Linked DNA regions of Mus musculus: region 2 is linked to region 1. A link is a loop called in an ENCODE intact Hi-C map of the cell type or tissue named here. Cell type or tissue: gastrocnemius. All regions are shown on one strand.

Region 1 (8,000 bases):
CATTTACTATATGAAAGTTTAAACCAGGCAGGGGGTGGCACACCGATGGTTCTAGCACTTGGAAGACTGAGGCAGGAGGATAGAGGGTTTAAGGTAAGCCTGAGCTATATAGCAGGGACCCTGTCCCTAAAACAAGAACAAATAAAAACACATTTTAAAAACAGCAAATAATGAGCTAACTTCTCAGTCAACATCATGGGTGAAACCAATGTTTCAAGAAAAAAAAAAAAAAAGCAGTGTTATCCTTTATGACACTTGTCCCCCAGCCTACTGTTGGCACTCTAAAGTAGCACCAAATAACTCGACCTGCTCAGCATAGGTGATCTTTGTAACGGCTTAACCCAGTCAGTGATCTTTACCCAGATGTTATGAAAGGGACTAAGCTGTGGCATGAATCCCTGGTTTCCTGACTGTGACCACAGTAAGAACTTTATTGGCTCGAATTTCTTTCTCGCTTAGAGAGGGCAGTGAAGTGTCTCCTCATGAAAATGTCTCCTGTTGGGATACCTGAAACCACAGGACAACACAATGTTCAACAAGAGAAGAGAAAACTTACAAAAACTGAGGTGTGGACAGAAAATTCCTTCCTCCCAAGTCCATTGGGTATCTGAACATCAGGAAGAAATAAAGATGGCCGACAAGGTTTCCAATGAGCTCATTGATCACCCTGCAAAGAGAGGCAAGTCAGTGCAAAGACACCCAGGCAACACAGTGAGCTGCAGCAAGCTGGAGCCAAGAGCATGGGAAAGAGTCGTGTTCACTGTCGTCCATTACCGTCCCCGGGAGTCGGCGACAGCTCTACAATGGGCCCTTTTATAGTGAGGGACAAACGTATTCTGAGGGAGAGGGAAATCAGGGCTGAAGAACGAATGAGGCCCACAGCTTCCAGGCCCAAAGCACCTCTGACATACATCTCTTCCAAGACCCCAGTCCATCCTCAAAACATTAGTTTTATTCCAGTATGTCTCAGGAGGTGGGGCAGGCGCAACGCGAGTGAGTTTCTGAGCTCTTGCCTACACACACGATGTTTGTAAAACAGACAAATACGCAGACTACCAAGAGAAGAGCATGGGAGGGAGGAAGATGGACAGCAACCACTGCTCCCACATTTCTGGAGCTGTGGTTTGCATCTCTCTTGCATCGCTGTCAGTGAGATGAGACACACAGAGATCACTTAGGACTGCTGAGCCTTGCCCTGCATCCTAAAGTCAGTACTGACTCTTCAGGTCTCCCAGGCTCACACAGGCACCTGCAGCAGCCACGGCTGCTATTTACATATCCTTCTTCCATCTTTACCCACGTGATTCTTGCCGGAGCAAACGAACACCTGCAACTTCCCACACTCTGCCCGAGTAGTAGGGGAGCCGAGAGAGGCTGACCAATGTCAAAAGGTGCTAAGCTCTACAATGTCCTTCTCTTCAGGCCACTCACTTCTCTCTGGAAATACACAGGAGTAGTAAGGACCATCTAGCTCCAATACATCAGGCTCTAAGAAGGGTTAGGACTTTTGCAATCTACTAACTCTTGAAAAATTGGTAAGAAAGAAATGAGAGCTCTTAAAATCTCTACCTTGGGTTTTGTTTTGGGTTTGGTTTATTCGAGATAGGGTTTAGCTATGTAACCCTGGCTGGCCCACCTGCCTCTGCTTCCCAAGTGCTGCAATTAAAGGTGTGTGCCACCTATCATGCAGAGGAAGGCTCTTCTCATTCTTAAAGATTTAAAATACATATCTGTAACTGTTGTGCATGCCTATGTGTATACACAGCATGGGCACAAGCACAGAGGGGCTGGAGATATCAGAGACCCCTGGAGCTAAGGTTACAGGCAGTTGTGCGCTGCCCACCATGCGTGCTGGGAACCAAACTTAGATCCTCTGCAAGAGCAATCTCTGCTCTTAACCACTGTGTGGTCTCCCCAGACAGCTCCTTCTAAAAGGTCCCTCTCTAAACTTAAGACTGGAAACATGAAAGGGTTTCCTACATCTCAGTACCAACTCCAGACCAACGGAGGAGAAATTTGACCCTGCCTAACAAAGTTCTACACCATCAAACCATGTACAGAGGTACTTCTCATCTAGAAATCTCCATTTCTATGGCAGTAGCCATTTCCAAGGCATTCTGGGAGTGTCTGAAAACAAGCAGTAATCTTCCAGATAAGATCCGAAGACAAACCAAGGCAAGTAAGTTCTGTATTTGCCCAGTATGGATACTGAATCCAGACAGGCATATATTTATTCAAACAAATAGGTCTAGAAACACAATGTGTCTAGTGACAAGCTAACAAAATGATAGCCATCCAATGTCAAAGGTGCTTACATCCTGTAGTGCAACCAATTATATCCAAACACCTTTCTCTCTAAGGTTCTAACATATCAACACTCAGTCTTTAAAGTCTTTAAAAGCCTAAGAAAGGAAAATAAAAATGAATCAAGTTTCCCAAGGATTAGTCTCCAGATAAATAAATCTAACATTACTTACGAGCCTCCAATGATATAGTTGAATCCAAGGATAACCCAAGGTAAGTAACAGGCCTAGGAAAGAGGACACAGATGTGAACAGCCGAGTCTGAAAACACATGGCACCTGGGGAACTGAAAATGGGGAGAAAGTAGTGACCAGGGCTTTACAGAAATCACTAGGTCACTACAAAATTTCTCAAATCTAAGGCCGGCCCTACTGCACTTACATCTTCCTATCTAAAACTAAACTTATTTGTCCTACTAAGTTAATATTCACAAGGAAACTAACAAGTATCTTATGGATGACAGTAAAAACACCCCAAACAGAACCACTGGAAGACTTCAAAAGCGATTGTTATAAGTAATTAACTTGAATTTTTATCTAACATTGTGTGTGAATGTCCTGAACTAACAGTCTCCCAACAAGATATTAGGGTTCCAGATCTGACACCCTAGACCAAACTTAAGCTGAGTGAACTTCAATGGAACTTCAGAAACTAGTAAAAGGGAGCTTAAAAATAGTTATGAGTCTAACTGGGGTAAGTAGTAGCCCGCAGACTAGACAAGTCTAACTCCAGCCAGGAGCTCAAGCAACATTCAGTTCTATAATTACAGGTCGTCGTTACAGGTAGAAAACAGCAAACTCCAGGAACATAGGGGGTGCTATTCTAGGTACAGTATGTGGCACCTAATAGGAAGTGCAGGAGTGACAAAAAGATTAGAAATCGCGGGTTTCTGCATGTTGTCTCTCTTGTAATCCCTCTTGTGTGCTCGACCCCTCTCTCTCTCCACACACACACACACACACACACACACACACACACACACACACACACACACACACACACACACACACGATCACTGAGGGGCATATCCCTGAAGAGGCTTAGAGGGTTTGGAAGTAACAACAGCAAGGGATGCTGGGATGCTAGGAGCAGGACTGAGGAGGGGGAGGCAGACGCCTGCCTGTGGTACACTACTCTGCAGCGACCCCTTCTGGAAGTGTCAGAAGGTACACATCTGAGCTCAGGCAAGATTACCACAGACTAAGTTCCACTGAGCTATATATTCCTCAGAGGTAAACTACCTTAAATCGCGTTCCGAACCAGAACGACACGATCAGGTCTCTGTTCAGCTGGGCCCAGACGTAGAGCACTGACATGATCAGAGGGATCATCAGCAGCTGCAAAGGAAGTCAGGACAGGAAGCTCAGCGCCACAGGCACGAAACAAGGCTTAATGTGACTGCCTGCCTATCCTGCCCACCTCCCAAACTGCACAGGAAACCCTAATGTCACAATCACAAACTAACCGCATTATTTATCATACAATGAATGCCATAAAAATCTATGATCAATACATGAACTCAGAAACATCAGTTCAAGCTGTTATTTGAAGGAAAAAAATATTTTCCTTAACTATCTAATCTATTTTCAATGAATACATAACCCCACACACACCCAGGAAATACTGCATAACCATTACTCTGAGCATTCAAGCATAAGCCAGAAATGAACAAGGAAGCCAATGGTTAGATATGCCTACAAGAGCCTCAAAGGCTTAGCTAACAGTATAATCAGTTCTCATTCTATGCATTCAATGTAATCCCAACTTCTGAAACATACAGAAGGGCAAATAGTTGAAAGTCTTACCTGCATATCCATTGCTAAGCCAGTAATCTTGGTTTGTAAAGTCAAGGATCATATGCAGAAAGTATTCTATAGATACCAAGGCTGAGCTGCTCATTTCTCTCCAGTGAACGTCACTACACTGTTCCAAAGGAAAACACTTTCTAACTATCAGATTACTCAAGATATAGGAACACACAAAAGTTCTGATCACTGCAGAAATATCCACTCGCCAGTACAGTCAGTAGAGCAGGAGACATGGAAATGAACAGCCTCACCATGACCTGCTCACCTGGTATCTTCTTCTACACCCTACTACTATTTTACTATTTAGCATTCAACTACAGGATAGACAGATCTGTGCATTTGAAACAAATGCTTACACTCAGGGACAGCTTTTTTTTTTTTTTTTTTTTTTCTCCATTCTCTTAAAGGAGAGGGAGTATTCCAGGCCTTTATGTTTCTGGCTCTTGATCAACTTTAAACAGTCGTCAGGTCCAACTGTTTGCTTATCAATAGTGCCTCACACAGAGATAGACCATGCCCAGAGGGGGGTGCTTTATGGACTAGATTGTTATTTAGGACCAAAAGATGGACAGCAACGAAGTCATGAAATGATGCTGGCTGTAAATTAATTTCTGGAAAGAACCAGAAAGCTGTCTTGTGGCTGGCATGGAATATCTGTGCTTCAGTCAACAAACTGTCATCCCAGGGAACACAGAGAACTGGGCTCAAGGAGACAGCAATAAAATTCCACTGAATATGGATAAAAATCCCAGAGACTCCAGTGAGAGAAGGCATCTCCAAAACATGGGATTTACCCTGGCTTCAAAGACAGAACCTGATATTCTCATTATTAACTATAGTTTTTAAAAGGTATCAAAACTGATTTAAATCGTTTTTAGAATACTATTTCCCAAAACCTTAAAAGGGAAGTAGGGAGTTCATTATGGCCTGAGCAGCCCTGAAGGATACAACGATGCAGATCCAGTTAAAGAGAAGCATGAATAAATAGTCTGCTGGCCTCCCGTCAAAAGCTCCTGGAAACAAACACAAGGCAAACATCAGGCTTTAGAACTGGGGAACAAAGTAGCCTCTACAGAGAAAAATACTTTAAAAATAATACTGAAGACATTTAACATCACTTCTTTAAAACAAAAAGTGTGACCTTTGGGACATAGGAGCACCTATCTGCAAAACAGAGGACTAAGCAGGATAGCGTGGACGACTCCTCTCTACGGCAATGCTCACAGCAGCACTAGTCACGGCAGCCACGAAATGGATTAAACCAAGGGCCCATCAACATTATCTATATAACTGACAACAATGAGGGATGAACTACATCTACATGCTACGTAGGAGAACCTTAAAATGACACTAAGTAAAAGAAACAGTCACAAAAGATCACAGATGGTATGATCCTATCACAATTATTACAAGAAATTACTAGTACAGGCGACTCTAAAAAGCAGAAAGGGAACAGAAGTTTCCTATGGCTTGCATGGAAGATGGATTGAAGGAAATGGGCAATACTAACAGATATAGACTTTAGAGGCAAAGAAATGTTGTAAATGGATTATGATAATGGCTGCACAATTCTACAAACGTATTAACTGAATTTAAACTCAAATGAGGAAGCTAGATGGGATGTAAGATTAACATCCTCCACTGGAATCCATGGAAGATGGGAGCTGAGAGCTTCCCTGTATACTAAAACCTACAAATATCCACAATCCTTAGATAAAATGGTATAATATTTGCATAGAACCTAGATATTCTGACCTATACTGTAAGATAGATCACATTCCCTATGGTCCCTTTTACAATGTAAATTGTGTACCACCAGTTGCTACAATGTGTTGTTTAATAAGTAATGACAAGGAGGAAACTGTACAAGTTCAGTAGACTTATTTTCCAGCTATTCCAAATGTTTCAGGCAGCTGACTCATGACACAGAACCCACAGATAAAGAGAGCAACTTTTTATCTCAAAGAAACTGTTTCAAAAGTGCCTCTCAGTTTCAACATTCCAGAGCGCTCTGACTGGAAATAAAGGGAAGCAACTTCTAAAGATAAAAGCAAACAAAACCAACCAGTCATCTAGCACGGCAGGTTCTCTTGCCTGTTTTTCATACACAAAATATTACAGCAGCTTACGTTATCTGACCAAGTTAATAAAGTGGGTAAATGGACTCAAAAACACAGATAAACAAGAGCAGAAGGTGGCCAGAGAATCTCACAATTATATCAGATCTAGCTCCACATCAGAAAGAGTCCTTAAGGCCTGACTTCAGAGCTATGCTGGGTAGCAATGAGTGAAAGAGAATTATATGTGACATTCTGCTTCAAATAACCAAGGCAAGAGCGCTGATACAGACAAAACCAGATATGATGGGGGGACGACAGTCAAGGAGACTCACACCAACATATACCACAATATGAGTGAATTGTAACAGGAGTCTGCACTAACAAAGCCAACACTGAGTTAAAGAAGCTGGTCACAAACTACATTAAACATGGCCCACACAGGCAAATCCACACAGGAAGTAGACTGGTAATAGCCAGGAGCTGGGGGAGGGGTACTTTGGGTCTACTACAGGGGTGCTAATGAAAACATTGTGAAATTAAATTGCTGTGATGGTTACAAAAGCGTTAAAAAAAAACACTGAATCATAGGCTCACAAAAGGTTAAAATGTGATGTGAGATGAATTTTTCTCAGTAAGAAGAAAAAGGTTCACTGGTCTTTTTCTCTAAGAAGACCCTGTATATGTTTACATTTTCCATAGGAAAAGCTCACAGCTTGTCACGGATCAGCCACACTTCACCCAGTATGTACTACACTGGTGTTTAAAGTAAGAGCTACTCCAACAACTTCATCATCACTTAGACGAAATGGAAGAGCAGAATGCTAAGCGACTGCTCCTCACTGCTCTACTCAGCACTACCACCAAGAACTGAACAAGGGAGAGTGAAACCCAAAGGTTCTGGGAGGCAGGAGAGCCCTGGTACACTTCAGGAGGGCTCTGGTATGGTGGTGGGGCCTAGCACATTTATTGGGGGGGGGCGGTATGTGTGTGTATGGTATGGGCATGTACATTAGTGTGCATACAAACAGAGGTCAGAGGATAACTTGCTGGGAGTCAGGTCTACACTTGCACCATGTGGGCTTCAGGAAATTGAATTCAGGTTGTCAGCCTTGGTGGCAACAGCTGTGAGACAGAGGCAAATTTTCAAACACTTGAGCAGACTCTTAAGGACGATTCAGAAACCTGACCTAAGCAAGAGCCAGCAGTTGTATAAAAATCTCTGAAGTCAGCCAACTTTGCAAATCACTTACATTTAACAAAAGTGGATCTGTATTTTGACTAGGGTATCAATTTACTGCTTCCTTGTATAAGCAACTCAAGCTAGCATATAAGGTATTGTGGAAATACTTAATTCAACAAGACACTTGTAAAGCACTGGATTGCTTCTCTATTATATCATACAAGATGGTATATTTGGAAAAACTACCGCAGTACAAATCCTGCCTTAAAGCTGTTGTCTACATGTAAACACGTAGCATATGTATACTACATGTGTAGTATATGCATGTGTGCATGTGCAGGTGCCCATGCTGCATGTGTGAAGGTCAGAGGTCACCATCAGAATCTTCCTCTATTGTTCATCACCTTATTTTTTGAGCAAGGCCTCTGACTGAAAATGGACCCCAACAGCTGACTCCTCTAGGTAGAGAGAGCCCCCCAGGATCCTCAGGGGTCTTGGTCTCCAGGCACTGGACTGCAGGCGCACAAGTGCCACACCCAGCTTATCTGCGTGGCTGAAGGGTTCTGGACCGGTCCTCACAAATGCATTTTCTTCACTGTACCATCCTCTCCAGCCCCTGAGAAGGAGACTAAGCTCTGAACTGCCTCGC
Region 2 (8,000 bases), 240 kb before region 1:
TACCAGGACCAATAAATTAGAGCAGTCTTCAAACAGAATAAGTCAAGACCCAAACCTCCAAGGCACGCTGCTTCCCAAGCCCAAAAAACATCTTCTCCTGAGTGTTAGAAAACTGTAGAGTTGAAAGGGGCCCCAGAGACACTTCTTAGAGAGGAAAGAGAAACCAAAGCCAAAACCAGGGCAGGGGCTTAGCTGATCTCATGACACAGAGGCATTGACCTCACATACTTAGGTCACAAAGCTGGCATCAAAGAAAGACCGGTGGAGCGGGTCTTTATTTGACAAAGTGTAGCCAGCACCCAGGGTCTAAGATGGGTGTTTCTAGGTTCTTGGCCTCTTATCCAAAGAAAGGAAAGTAAGAGCTAGACCAGATTAGCAAAAGTAGCAAGAAAACTTTATCCAGAGGCAAGCGATACACAGATTAGGAATACGCCGTTGAAATTAGCAGCCGGCTACTGTTTGAAGCTTCCCTTTATGGAGCTCAGGAGGAGGGGTTTGCTTACTAACAGGCATAGATAGTAAGGTGATCCTCTGTTTTGATTGAAAGGCTAGGGGTTTTTGTGTCCTTTCCCATAACGCATCTGATTTTAATCATATGCCCACACACTTGTGCATAGGCGTTCCATGGTAAAACGATGCTTCTCCCGAAGAGTACACAACTGAGGTCCCAGTTGTGCCTTACTCTACATGAATCCAAAATCGATTCAGCCAAAACTGGCCTTTCTAGTCTTCAAAACCGGATACATTGAGAAAATATTTTAACAGAAACTCAGTTTGATCGTTGTTAGGAGAGGAGAAATGTACCCTTTTGTTTGGAAGAGTACACCTGCAGCCCTGTGCAGATGCAAGTCAGGGGTTGTTAGAGGCATTGCTTGGAGAGGGATGTATGCACACTACATGCAGGGAATAAGCATAATGAGAAGGAAGGTGTGCATAATCCAAAACCAGATGGAGTCCCAGGAATATGTCACTGTTCCCTTTGCTTGCCTGCTTCTGAAGGTTGCCCTCTTATCCCTGGGACAGAGTCAGCTCTGAGGAACATGGTGGATGTAAAACCTGCAGGCTCAGCCTTGACTCTGAAGGAGAAAGCTCCTTAGAGTTTATCAGCCTGTCTTCCTTAGTTGACTGATAGAGGGTCTTCACATCAACACAACTGCATGGGTTCAGTTTACACTGTCTTCAGAAAGGCAGGAAAGTTAGAGCTTAACAAATCTTCTGGTTCCACTTGAACAGCAAAACCCAAGGAATTCATTGGCAACTGTAGTCTTCACTAAAAAGAACAATCCTAGAGACCTAGCTTTCAGAATTCAAAAGCCTGAACCTGAAGAAGCACATTGATCAGAAAGGAGTCTGAAAGATGTTCCACAAACACTCTTAGTGTTCTATTGCAATAAGAAGACACCATGACCACAGCAACTATTATAAAGGAAAACATTTAAGTGGGGCTGGCTTATAGTTTATAGGTTTAATTCATTATCATCATAGCAGGAAGCATGGCAGCATGCAGCTGGTATGGTGCTGGCAAGGTAGCTACGAGTTCCACATCTTGATGCACAGGCAGCAAGAAGAAAATTGAGCCAGTAGGCCTGGCTTGACCATAGAGACCCCAAAGCCCGCCCCCAAGTGACCAACACTTCATCCAATGAAGCCCTACCTACTTAACAAAGTTACAAACCCTAATAGTACCACTTCCTATGAGTCTGTGGTGGCCACTTTCATTCAAACTACCACGCTGACCAAGGTCCCCGTGACGTCAGCCATGTGGCATTCCTTTTTCTAAGTGCCCCTGTATCTTACTCCTCACAACTCAGTGACATGAATTTGATTGTTTTCTTTCCTGTTGCACCTAAGTAGCTAAGGGCTAATGAAGAAACAAACCAGTCACATAGCCAGTAAGTGTCAAGGTAGGATTCAGCACAGCCACCAGCCTCCCAATGCTGCGTTTCTTGACTGTTGACATCACCCCTTGCTCAAAGGCCAAGTATTGGATCATTTCTGCTCCTGAGAATAAGAGGCAGTTGAGCCCAGCTCTATTTCCCTCAGATGGGTGTATCTGGCACACACAAAGTTACCAACAGGCTAATAGTGAGGAAGGAGTCTAATTGCAGGGATGCGTGGAGCCTTCCAGGAAGGGCAGACCTCAAAGCTCAGCTCTCAGAAATCAGGAAACATTGAGAACTTTGCTGGGGGACAGAGATCTCAACAAGAGTTCTAGAGACCCTAAACATCTCCATGGGAGTTCATACTTCCTTTCTCAGGTCTGTAGAGTGAGAGGGTAGAGAATGCCTTCAACTACTTTCTTGGAGGCTATTAACAAAAAATAGACTGACTTGAGTCCTCCTTCACAGTTTTGGAACCCAGCAGATAGAAGTACTAGGGATAATTTATCGCACTTTGCCTATGTGAACCTGCCTGATTTTCTCTGTGCCTCAGTTTCTCTACAAATAAGAATCCACACACCTGCTTTGTGTTTGTGCAGGAATTAAAGTGAATGACTAGCCAAATGAGCTTATACTGATTGCCGAGTACTAGATCAACAAATGATAGCCCAGTTTGTCCAGGATGCAAAAGGAGACTTAGGTCCTCTTCTAGTTATTGTTCTTCTTTACCTACAGGACTTTCATTTCATTCAGAGATGAAACCACCCAGATAAAGAAGGTCGCCTTCCCAGGATCCTTTGCAGCTTGGTGGACGTAGTTCAGTTCTGGAAAATAAGATATAAGAACAAGATTGTGGGGGTAGAGGTGGGGCTACAAGAAATGTGTTGCTTCCCTAAAATCATGGAGAATTATCTCAGTCAGCATTTTCCTTTGATCCTGCCCTTTGCCTACATCTTCTTTCTGTCTGAAGGCATAGCCACTATCTTCTCCCTGTAAGGACCAGCACGCAGGAATAGAAGGCATAGCCACTATCTTCTCCCTGTAAGGACCAGCACACAGGAATAGAAGGCATAGCCACTATCTTCTCCCTGTAAGGACCAGCATACAGGAATAGAAGGCATAGCCACTATCTTCTCCCTGTAAGGACCAGCACACAGGAATAGAAGCCAGCTCTGGATCCCAAGCGCCATTCTCTAGTCACTGACACTAACTTATATTTTCTACCTCCCATCAGAAATCAGTTTCTATTGGGTTTCCCACTATTTGCAGCTCAGCACACTCCTGGCAGTTACTAAGCCCATTTGATATATTTGAAATAAAATGTTAGAACTGCTAGGACATTTCTCCAAGATCATATCATGATTGGCAAAATCCCTAAGCCTTCTGAATAATTGAGTCTTAAATTTCTAACCCGAATGCTCTCCTAACAGATTGCATGAATTCGCTCCCTTCTAGAAATTTCAGTAACCAGGTTTATACTTGAAAATAATGGACTTGACTTTACCTTTAAAGGAGCCCTTTCAGAGCAGGGATAAGCCCCACGAGAGGCTCCAGGGAGGAGTTGTTGCCTTATATCTGTACCCCTCCACGGACACAGCACATCTGTGGCATCCAGAAAACATCATGCTGTGGAATCACAAGTACAGCTGTTGCCCGGGTGCCAAACCTAAACAAGATCTTCAATTCAACAGAAGATGCATTGGAACCAATACTAAATATTTTATAGCTTGAGCATTTGGGAAGTCAGGACAAAATAGCACTGTCTTTCACTTATAATTTTTGCATGGCCAAATTATCTGGACTTTCACTCTCCTTTGCAAGACTAAGGAAACTATTTTTTTTAATATTTTTATTACATATTTTCCTCAATTACATTTCCAATGCTATCCCAAAAGTCCCCCATACCCTCCCCCCCACTTCCCTACCCACCCATTCCCATTTTTTTGGCCCTGGTGTTCCCCTGTACTGGGGCATATACAGTTTGCGTGTCCAATGGGCCTCTCTTTCCAGTGATGGCCGACTAGGCCATCTTTTGATACATATGCAGCTAGAGTCAAGAGCTCCGGGGTACTGGTTAGTTCATAATGTTGTTCCACCTATAGGGTTGCAGATCCCTTTAGCTTCTTGGGTACTTTCTCTAGCTCCTCCATTGAGGGCCCTGTGATCCATCCAATAGCTGACTGTGAGCATCCACTTCTGTGTTTGCTAGGCCCCGGCATAGTCTCACAAGAGATAGCTACATCTGGGTCCTTTCGATAAAATCTTGCTAGTGTATGCAATGGTGTCAGCGTTTGGAAGCTGATTATGGGGTGGATCCCTGGATATGGCAGTCTCTAGATGGTCCATCCTTTCGTCTCAGATGTAGTGCTAAGCACATCACACATATTTTCTCAATTCCTTACAATAACCCTGCTTGTTCAATGTCATTGTTCCTAGATTTATAGATGAGATTCAAAGCAAAGACTTTAAAGTAACATATTGGTATTATAATGTTTGTGATAGTTTACAGCTGTGCACTGCTTAATGCCAGACAGGCACTTGACACTCATTAAGAAGCAGGGTTTATTTTTCTTTAGAGATTTACTTATTTTTACGTACATTAATGTTTTGCCTGCATGAGTATCTGTGTGAGGGTGCTGTATCCCCTAGCACTGGAGTTATAGACAGTTATAAACTGCCATGTGGGGCTGGGAATTACCTGGGCCCTTTGGAAGAGCAGCTAGTACTATGTGTGATGTGCTTAGCACTACATCTGATACAGTCAGAACATTGACAAATACTTATTATTTACGTGCTGGGTCAAATCTTAATATACACATTTAGCTGCCTCCTCTTTGCCAGCCCAAGTATAAATCCACTCCACCCGCAGTAGTCCTACATCCAACCTTCAGGGTTTTCTTATCTTGAGGATCACGCTTGGCTCCAAACCTTCAGCCTCGTGGGCGCATCACCACCTGGGACAGCTGTGGTGGATGGAGGCTTCAAGAACATCTGGCAGATGGAAATTGGCCCATAAACTCCTCTCTCTTCAACCCCTTAACCACAAGGGGGCAACCTCGCTGCCTAACCCTACAGAAAGCTGGACTTTACTGACTGTGTGGCCTCCTTCCTTTAGAGGTTCCGCTCCCACATTTTTGGAGCTTACGGAATTTGGAAGGCTGCCACCAACACCCCCATTGACCCAGTCCATATCCCCACTCTTATCGTTCACCTGTTTTTATGTCACCTGCCCAGCCCCCAGCTGAGCAGCCCCACCCCCAGCCGCCTTGAGCAAACACCCATAGCAACAATTTCCCCCAGCTCAGGGCATCCTCTCTACCTACGTGAGTGGTTTCATAATTCAAGCCTGCCCATCAGTGGACAGATTTAGCCCACTGCCTGCTGAGTCTGGAAATACTAAATATTAAAATATCCCAGACACTCGCCCTTCTGACGCCCCAGTGCTCTCAGATTCACATGCAGTTGGTTGCACAGACAATCCCAGGATGCCCATCAATTTGTCCATTAAGTGGGTTTTGAGTACCTGCGTAGGTGGATTCCTAGAACAAGGAAAGACGTTGAATGCGTGACCTTGGGGAAGTTCTAGTCTTCTGGCTTCGAGACCCGGTCTTTTCTTCTGCATTCCATGGCTGCTTCAACATTGCAGACTTTTTTGTGATGTTATTTGCAATTGCAAGTGGATTCCTAGAACAAGGAAAGACGTTGAATGCGTGACCTTGGGGAAGTTCTAGTCTTCTGGCTTCGAGACCCGGTCTTTTCTTCTGCATTCCATGGCTGCTTCAACATTGCAGACTTTTTTGTGATGTTATTTGCAATTGGGTGGGGGGTGTGAATGGTAGTTGGAGGACTTTATTGACCAAAATACAAAAAGTAATAATATTTCCCATATAGGGCAGCAATATAGATGTTCCCAGGAATTGAAACCTGCCTTCGGAAAGGGAGAGGAAGCCGAGGGGAACTTGATCATGTGTTCTGTGTATGCTCTGCGTGTGTGTGTGTGTGTGTGTGTGTGTGTGTGAGAGAGAGAGAGAGAGAGAGAGAGAGAGAGAGAGAGAGATCCCTTTACCAACAGTCTAGCTGATTTCTCTCATATACATCAAAAATAACCATGTGTTTCTCACCTTTGTAGTTGAAGAATTATGGGTTTTTGGCTTTTCTGTCTTTTAACTTCAAATCAAAGACCATTTGGACACTGGAAGTTTAATAAATTCCAGTACTGACCAATTTTAAAGTGAGTTTTGGGTTTCTGAGAAAGGGGGTACTTCTCAAAGGATTCAAAACAAAGGCAGGGCTCCTTGAAAGTCTGCTTAGCCCCAAAAGCAGGCTTGCCGCTAGAAGAACTTAGCAGAGGCGTGCGTTTCCTCTGTGTGTGGTTTAATGAGAATTAAAGATAGTGTCCAGCATCGCCTATGTGTGTGGTCTTTAATATGGGAACTGACTGGGAGGCATGTGTCATGGAGTCCAAGTCTCTACAGAAAAAAGATGGTATCCTTTCATCACCTTCGAGAAGAAAGCAGCAAGTCAGATCTGAGTACCCGGGATAGAGAAAAGCTGGGCCAGGCACTGGGGATTCCATTTTCAATCTGCTGTCCACTCTGGGCCTTGGTCTTCAATCCCTCATTTTCCTCAGCCATGAAATAAGGATGACTCCCACATCAGGGGATTCACACAGGCATCTGTCCACCATGGGTATAAATCCTTAAGGCCTTATTTAGATTTCACTGTGGCTTGAGCAAGAAACTCTTCACTTAAGAGTGTTAGTCAGAGACGATGCATACATTACTCATTAGATTAGCAAGCAGCTACACTGAGCAGGATGACAAATTTCAAGCTAAAGTGCTTCACATATCTCCCCTCCCTGAGGAGGCCACCATGATGTCTGAGTTTCAGAGTGACCCAGCCTGATGCTGCCATCTGCAGTGCCACAAATGAGTCATTTAATGCATATATATATATATATATATATATATATATATATATATATATATATTCCTAACAATGAGACCAGAGACCAAACTAAATCTCTGCAGCCTCAGTTAAGATGCTGGCAGACCTGAATTGTTGTGGATACTCTGGGAGGTGGGGAGAAAATGGGACCTGTTTTCTTTTCTCTTCCACTTCCAGAAGTCCTGACATTCCTAGGTTCCCTTTTCCACCACCACCACCACCCCACCCCCACAGCCAGCAGGAGGAGTCTTTCTTTCTCATGGTGACCTCTCTCATTCTTTTTTCCAGCCTTCCAAATCTCATAGGAATTTTAAAAATTATCTTAGGGCCACGAGGATAATCCAGAACAATAACTAGTTCATGTCAATAGATTGACAAACCTAACCCCAAAGATAAATTTAATTCTCCTTCACCATGTCATGTAACAGCATATCCATAAAGTCTGGAGACTAGAGAACTTTTGGGTGACAGAGATAGGGAGACCAAAGTGATGGAGATAAGTTGTCCCCTCCCCATTTGTAATGCCTGCTGGACATCCCTGTGTGGTCTAGATAACACTAACCTGTGAAGGGAGTTTGGAGCCTGCCACCATTGATATTCCCTGCAAGGAACCTTAGACAGTAATAGACTCTTTCCATCAGCTCCACAGTCCATGAAATAGAAGTGACCCCTGCTGATGGCCACTGTAACGACTCTGCTGGTATAGATGACTCAGAGAAGGCTTCCTGCACATCAGCCAGTGTAGACCACCATGATACCTACCCCTCAGGAACTCACACTCCAGTGGTCATCACTTGGACAACAGTCATTATTGCTTTCCTTTCCAAACACTTCAGATTTGCTTATAAATCATAGCTTTTCTGTGTTTTGTGTTTCTGTCTTCTTTGAGGATAGTTTTGTGTTTATAAGTGATTTTACACATTATAGAGTAGATTCTTAGATTACTTTCTTCCCATATGTTCAATGTTCAAGCACTTTCCCATGGAGTTAGGCATATTTCAGAACTATTCTTATTAATGGTGACACAACTTTCCATCCAGCAGATGATACAAAATCATTCCCAGGTTCATTGGATGACTTTGATTTTTGTATTTGCTGTTTGGTCCTTTGGGGGGGGGGTAGGTATTTGTTTCTGTTTGTGCCGGAACAGAACAGGCTGCCATGATTATCTTC

Evidence for each region. Hi-C counts contacts between places; a loop is a spot of excess contacts. Peaks named below come from ENCODE experiments on the same cell type or tissue, not always from the same donor. Only the 100,000 strongest peaks of a DNase experiment are listed, where the experiment ranks them.
Region 2: it touches region 1 in a loop (2.8-fold over the local background); 9 of 42 quality-filtered maps call a loop at or near these places.

Annotation. Positions count from the first base shown.
Region 1 is chr15:57,874,941-57,882,940 of GRCm38, forward strand. It overlaps Derl1 (Der1-like domain family, member 1), which reads right to left. Exons shown (of 8, transcript NM_024207.4): 3 at 5,060-5,124; 4 at 4,109-4,135; 5 at 3,545-3,640; 6 at 2,478-2,530; 7 at 557-667. Among named protein-coding and RNA genes, the nearest start is that of Derl1, 13 kb to the right of the region's middle. In gastrocnemius, a CTCF peak has its summit at 3,456 (motif pointing left); a DNase peak (open chromatin) is centred at 3,441; H3K27ac peaks cover 858 bases.
Region 2 is chr15:57,639,569-57,647,568 of GRCm38, forward strand. The region is part of intron 1 of Gm35682 (a long non-coding RNA gene); the gene reads right to left. Among named protein-coding and RNA genes, the nearest start is that of Gm35682, 17 kb to the right of the region's middle. In gastrocnemius, a CTCF peak has its summit at 4,931 (motif pointing right); DNase peaks (open chromatin) are centred at 4,978 and 5,003; H3K4me3 peaks cover 271 bases; H3K27ac peaks cover 666 bases.